Regions from separate parts of the Homo sapiens genome. Here region 2 is linked to region 1. A link is a loop called in an ENCODE intact Hi-C map of the cell type or tissue named here. Cell type or tissue: heart left ventricle. All regions are shown on one strand. Each heading gives the region's core, and the rest is flanking DNA. Links, peaks and the distances in the headings are about the cores only. Region 1 holds the start of LOC105378286 (a long non-coding RNA gene). Region 2 has its middle 7.8 kb from the start of ZNF22.

What was found. Hi-C counts contacts between places; a loop is a spot of excess contacts. Peaks named below come from ENCODE experiments on the same cell type or tissue, not always from the same donor. Only the 100,000 strongest peaks of a DNase experiment are listed, where the experiment ranks them.
Region 2: it touches region 1 in a loop (6-fold over the local background); 19 of 110 quality-filtered maps call a loop at or near these places.

The regions. Positions count from the first base shown.
Region 1 is chr10:45,463,987-45,466,910 of GRCh38, reverse strand. MARCHF8 (membrane associated ring-CH-type finger 8) reads left to right here. Exons shown (of 8, transcript NM_001282866.2): 4 at 2,584-2,672; 5 at 2,915-2,924. LOC105378286 (a long non-coding RNA gene) reads right to left here and starts at 2,636. Exons shown (of 3, transcript XR_945919.1): 1 at 2,553-2,636. RefSeq lists an enhancer at 2,426-2,924. In heart left ventricle, for the core only: a CTCF peak has its summit at 1,756 (motif pointing left); a DNase peak (open chromatin) is centred at 1,730.
Region 2 is chr10:45,007,238-45,010,161 of GRCh38, reverse strand. No RefSeq gene overlaps it. Among named protein-coding and RNA genes, the nearest start is that of ZNF22, 7.8 kb to the right of the region's middle. In heart left ventricle, for the core only: a CTCF peak has its summit at 1,384 (motif pointing left); no DNase peak of the experiment used is centred there.

The DNA.
Region 1 (2,924 bases), core at 323-2,822:
TTGTTACGAGGCTCTGCCCTCCTACCTTCAGGCCTTGCTCCTCATCATGGGCATGCAAGGATGGAATCGTTACCCCAGAGTACACTTTTTGACTTGGATTACTTGTAGTTTAGTACTGGAGTTCAGAACTTTAATTTCCCATCAGAAACCTGCCTCCCGGACCCAGGACACTGACCTTGATTGGGCACGATTTTCCAGATAAGACCTTACCTCCTCCCAACAGGGTTTGCCTTCCCTTCAGAATACAGGAAAGTACACGTGGTTCCAAGAGGACCATGCTCTTACTAAGATAAAAGGGAGGAGGGTGACTAGGTACTTTCCTCTGCTGCCATCCCTTGAAGGAAGGGGGCTTCCTTCAATGCCTCATCAGTTCCAGGGAGTATGCTTGACCCAGCAACACAGAGGAAGAAGTGACCTCATAGCAATGAGGGGCAAGCATGTGGATATTGCTGGGTATTTCTTCCTCAAAGTCTACCTGGGGACAGGTGATGAAGACGCTTACTTCTCTGCAATACACCGTGATCAGGCTTTGGTCTTCATGACACATTTTAGCCTTGCCTATGTGTGTTGAACAGAGCTGGTCATCCTCAGAAATAAAAGAAGAGAGCAATAAGTACAGGAAGGCTTTCAGTCCCAGAATAGTGTTAGGACTAAATGTCAGAGAACAGGGGGACTGTAGGAGTTTGGGGACCTTAGCATGGATACCCTCTCAATCTGCTCCCCTGTGGTATAAACAGTAAAGCCCATTGTACTAAAAGGCCTTGAGTGCTTGTCTCTGGGGCAGGTGGAGCCAGTGATGGGTGCCCCGAGAGGAGGATGCTGGAGAGGGGACAGTGTCTAAGGCAGTTGGAGAAAAAGGACAATGGCTTATGCAGTCAGGCCTAGAAGATGCAAGGGATGTCACAGCATAGTGTCCACAGGCATCCCTAGATGTCTTTCATTTTGTTTCAGGAAGAATATTGACAAAGGTAGTGATGGGAGGGTTATTTCAAGGATGCTATTTTCATGTGTCCAAGTAAACTTAAGATTCCTAAGAACTTTGACCTCTAATGCTTTTAAAGACCGTGTACCTCATGCCCATATGCACATTCAGTTAGAAAATAAATGTAGATTCTTTGGTGAATTCGAAGATGTGCTCATGGAGTGGCACAGCGTGATCTCAGTGTACACATGAAGCATGCTGATGAGAGCTTCTTGGATCTTGTTTCTTCAGGTGGACTTGCATTAAAGTGCTGTTGAATCTCTGCACTGGGAGTGGGAGCAGCCATGCGATGGGTGCCTTAATCCGAGTGCCATCCTGGCTCTCTCCAGGCTGCTTCATTTGCTGTGAGGGGTAGGGGGAGGAGGAGTTTCCAGGCAATGGCCTTATCTGTTCTGGTGGTTGACCAAGGGTCGGGGGTCCCAAAGGTGGAGTTCCAGGATGAGAGTGCACCCTTGGGGATGGTACTTAGAAAGAGTGGGGACTAGGCCTCAGCCAGGGAATGGTGGGCCAGGGTGGAGCTCCTTTGTATCAAGGAGTTAGGGCCAAGGGCCATGCAGGTGGGCCTGCAGAAGGTGGGTGGTGATATGGCCTTTCTGGTGATAACAGACTCGTGGCACTGTTTTCCTGGGGCTGTTGGGGTTGCATGGAGCAGATTCTTACTCAGGCTTACTGTCTTAAGGAGGGAAGAATGCTTTTTTATGAATACGCATAGGTCTGTGGGGCTGTGGAGCCTGGGGAATCCGAGGCTGGCGTGGGAGTCTGGGGCCCTCTAGCGGTGGTGGTGCATCCTCAGCTCAGTGCCACTCACTGTCCCTATTTCTCTCTGTCCATTTCTCTCCTCACTGCAGTGCTTCCTCTCCTTCCTAGATTTTTTTCTCTAAGTTTGACTATTCACCACCCCAGAGACTCTGTTCTATCCCATGACCTCTTGCTGTACTTTCTTTCAAATCTAAATTTTCTTGATTATTTTTCTTAATTTACAGTTTCAAGATTAGATCTGTTGGGAGCATTCTGTGCTCTACCTCAGCCCCTGGTTGAGCTATGGATTGGTGTCCCCCATGGTGACGTGGTCTGGACTCCCTTTTGTGTGAAGAGCTGTGGCAGGGCAGTGAGGTTTTGTGGAACTCAGGGAGCATCTGGCACTATGTATGAGGTTGTGAGGTGGGAGAGAGCTCTTAAATCTACCAGCCTTGTTGATCTTGGGAACTAGGAGAGAGTGCTAGGGAAGCCAGTGCCAGCAGGCCTGGAGCCTCATATTTCTTTGGCATTTGTATGATACCTTCTAGTACTTCGTTTTTTGACTTATATATGAACTAACTCAATTTAGATGCTTAGAAAATAAACGGCCACTGGACCTGCAAGAGATTAGTAGTGGTGTTCCATAGCCTTAGACATTTCTTACACTTTTATCCACAGATAAGAAAAAAATAGTGATATTTGATTTGTTTTGCCAAGGCTTAGAAGGATCTAATATGTGTTACTCGTTGAGCAGCGGGAAGCAGCAGACATTTCTAGGGTTTCTCCCTGTCACCATTCAGGAGACAGTGCACACAATCCCCTTGGCTCTTACCTGAACACTGACCACAGGTCTGTCATTGCAGGCTGGGAGTCCTCCGTCAGCATCAGCTCCGGCTCCGGTGTCCTCCTTCTCTCGCACTTCTATCACGCCATCCAGCCAGGACATCTGCAGGTAACACTCTGCTTCAGATGCTGCCATGATCAGTGTGCAGCCAGAAATAAGCATTAGTGTCTGTAGGTTCTTGAATTTCCATTTGCTTAATCAATCTGCCTTTGGTCTAAACAGTTGGCGAGTTTTATGTGTGGTTTGCTCACCAAGTTACCCATGCTAGTCTCATTTCTTCACTATGATGTCTATTCTCTTTTAAAATTGTTTTTACTTTCTGTGCTTTTATCCCACTGTTCTGCATGCAGTTCCAGTGCA
Region 2 (2,924 bases), core at 195-2,694, 460 kb after region 1:
TGCACAGCAAAAGAAACTACCATCAGAGTGAACAGGCAACCTACAAAATGGGAGAAAATTTTTGCAACCTACTCATCTGACAGAGGGCTAATATCCAGAATCTACAATGAACTCAAACAAATTTACAAGAAAAAAACAAACAACCCCATCAAAAAGTGGGCAAAGGACATGAACAGACACTTCTCAAAAGAAGACATTTATGCAGCCAAAAAACACATGAAAAAATGCTCACCATCACTGGCCATCAGAGAAATGCAAATCAAAACCACAATGAGATACCATCTCACACCAGTTAGAATGGCAATCATTAAAAAGTCAGGAAACAACAGGTGCTGGAGAGGATATGGAGAAATAGGAACTCTTTTACACTGTTGGTGGGACTATAAACTAGTTCAACCATTGTGGAAGTCAGTGTGGCGATTCCTCAGGGATCTAGAACTAGAAATACCATTTGACCCAGCCATCCCATTACTGGGTATATACCCAAAGGACTATAAATCATGCTGCTATAAAGACACATGCACACGTATGTTTACTGCGGCATTATTCATAATAGCAAAGACTTGGAACCAACCCAAATGTCCAACAATGATAGACTGGATTAAGAAAATGTGGCACATATACACCATGGAATACTATGCAGCCATAAAAAATGATGAGTTCATGTCCTTTGTAGAGACATGGATGAAATTGGAAATCATCATTCTCAGTAAACTATCGCAAGAACAAAAAACCAAACACTGCATATTCTCACTCATAGGTGGGAATTAAACAATGAGAACACATGGACACAGGAAGGGGAACATCACACTCTGGGGACTGTTGTGGGGTGGGGGAAGGGGGAGGGATAGCATTGGGAGATATACCTAATGCTAGATGACGAGTTAGTGGGTGCAGCGCACCAGCATGGCACACGTATACATATGTAACTAACCTGCACATTGTGCACATGTACCCTAAAACTTAAAGTATAATAATAATAAATAAAATTAAAAAAAAACCCAACTTTTTGAATGTCAATGTGACGCCACAAGTGGAAAATTCCTCACCTGACCTCATGTGATAGGTCACAGTCAAAACTTTGTTTCATGTGCAGAATTATTAAAAATATTACCTTCAGGCTATGTATACAAGGGATATAATAAACACATGAACTTCATGTTTAGACTTGAGTCCCATCCCCAAGATACCTCATCATGTACATACAAATATTCCAAAAAATAATTAAAAATCTGAATTCTGACACACATCCGGTCTCCAGCATTTCAGATAAGGGACACTCAACCTGTGCAAGTTGAATGTGGAGAAACTACAGGACACGCTGTTTTCCATGATCTCTCCTTTGCTGCCATCTAGTGACAGTTTTGTGTAACGTCAAATAGAAAAAGTGTCTTCTAACAATGAAGTTTTGATGTGGCTATTTCCTCTACTTATGCAGCGCCCTCACTGGACTGAAGTATTTCCAACTGAGCCTGGGAATTTAATTTGCTGGTTTGCATCAGCAGTGACACTTAATCTCCTCAAGAGCACTTACTAAACTACACTCTGGGTCCTGCACAAAGCGACGCAAGCTGACTTCTGAAAATGACGTATGGTACTACAGCACAAGCAAAGGTCATGAGAGCATCATAAAAAGCCTATTATTGAACAAATACATGACACTACATTGGAGCCAGATGCCTTAGTGGGAAATGAGTTTTTTCTATAAAAATGTGCAGCCATGTGTATACGTTGTTTCATATTGTTGGTACTGTATCTTTGGAAACAAACTCTGGAAATATAATTTCTGGATCAGAGAGTAAATGCATATATACTTCTGCTAGATATTGCCAAATCCCTCCTCAGTATGGGTTGTAACATTTTGTATCCCACCATCAGCCTTAGTTTGGCTGGTTCTCCACAGCCTTACCAACAGAGTAGGTTTTACACTTTTGATACATAAGAAATAGTAGCTCCTTGTAGTTTTATTTCTCTTATTATTGTCCTTTCAGCCAAAGTCTAGCCACAAAAAGAGAAACCAGACCAATTATTCTAATAGAGAAAATGGAATACAGATGCTGGGTTAAACTGAAGTGGTGAACTTATCAGGCAAAGAAGAAACATGGACATAACAGAAAGTCTAACTAGCTATATTAAACTATGTGGAATACACAGAATGGACTCAGTTTTCTCACTGAACCTGAACTTCTCTTCATGACTGTTTGCCCCTGAATCATCATATTGTCCCCTCTTTGACTCACCTGCTTAAATTCTGATATTTAGCCTTTTAATCCCACTGAATAGAGAGGCTTCTTGTATCCTAGGGGACCCATTTAGATTGCCCTGAACATAGAGATATAACCAGGTTCTCTCTGGGATTTAAGGTTACTCATCTCAGAAGCTTCATTTAAATTGGCATACCCATCCTGAATTCCTGAATTCAAAAAATCTGTGCCTGAGATGTCTCTTGACAAATTGGGAGGTAGCATAACACATTAGTAACCTGGTGTTATGAACTTGGCACAGTTCCTGAAATGCTCTACGACGTAATCGACATTTATGACAAAGATAACATACAAAGAAACTTACAACTATGTCAGTTGATGTATATTGACGTAAAAGTTCTAAATAAAATACTGTCAGATATTATAACACCAGAATTATAAAATGCCATTACTTAGTAGGACTAAGTTGCTCAATCTATTCTGATACATTACCAACCATGTGGATCAAAGGAAAAAAATTATCATCCATAAAAAGACTATGAAAGATTTGTTCTTTCTATATTTAAATGCAATGATTCTAAGCAATAGAGCTATTTGTGCTTGGATTTACTGTAAGGAATGCAGCTATGAATTATGTTTCTGTCATTTTTGTCTCTTTCCATCACTCAGCAGTAAAATTTATCCATTTCAAACTGTTCTGGATTAATTTGCACCTCTTCT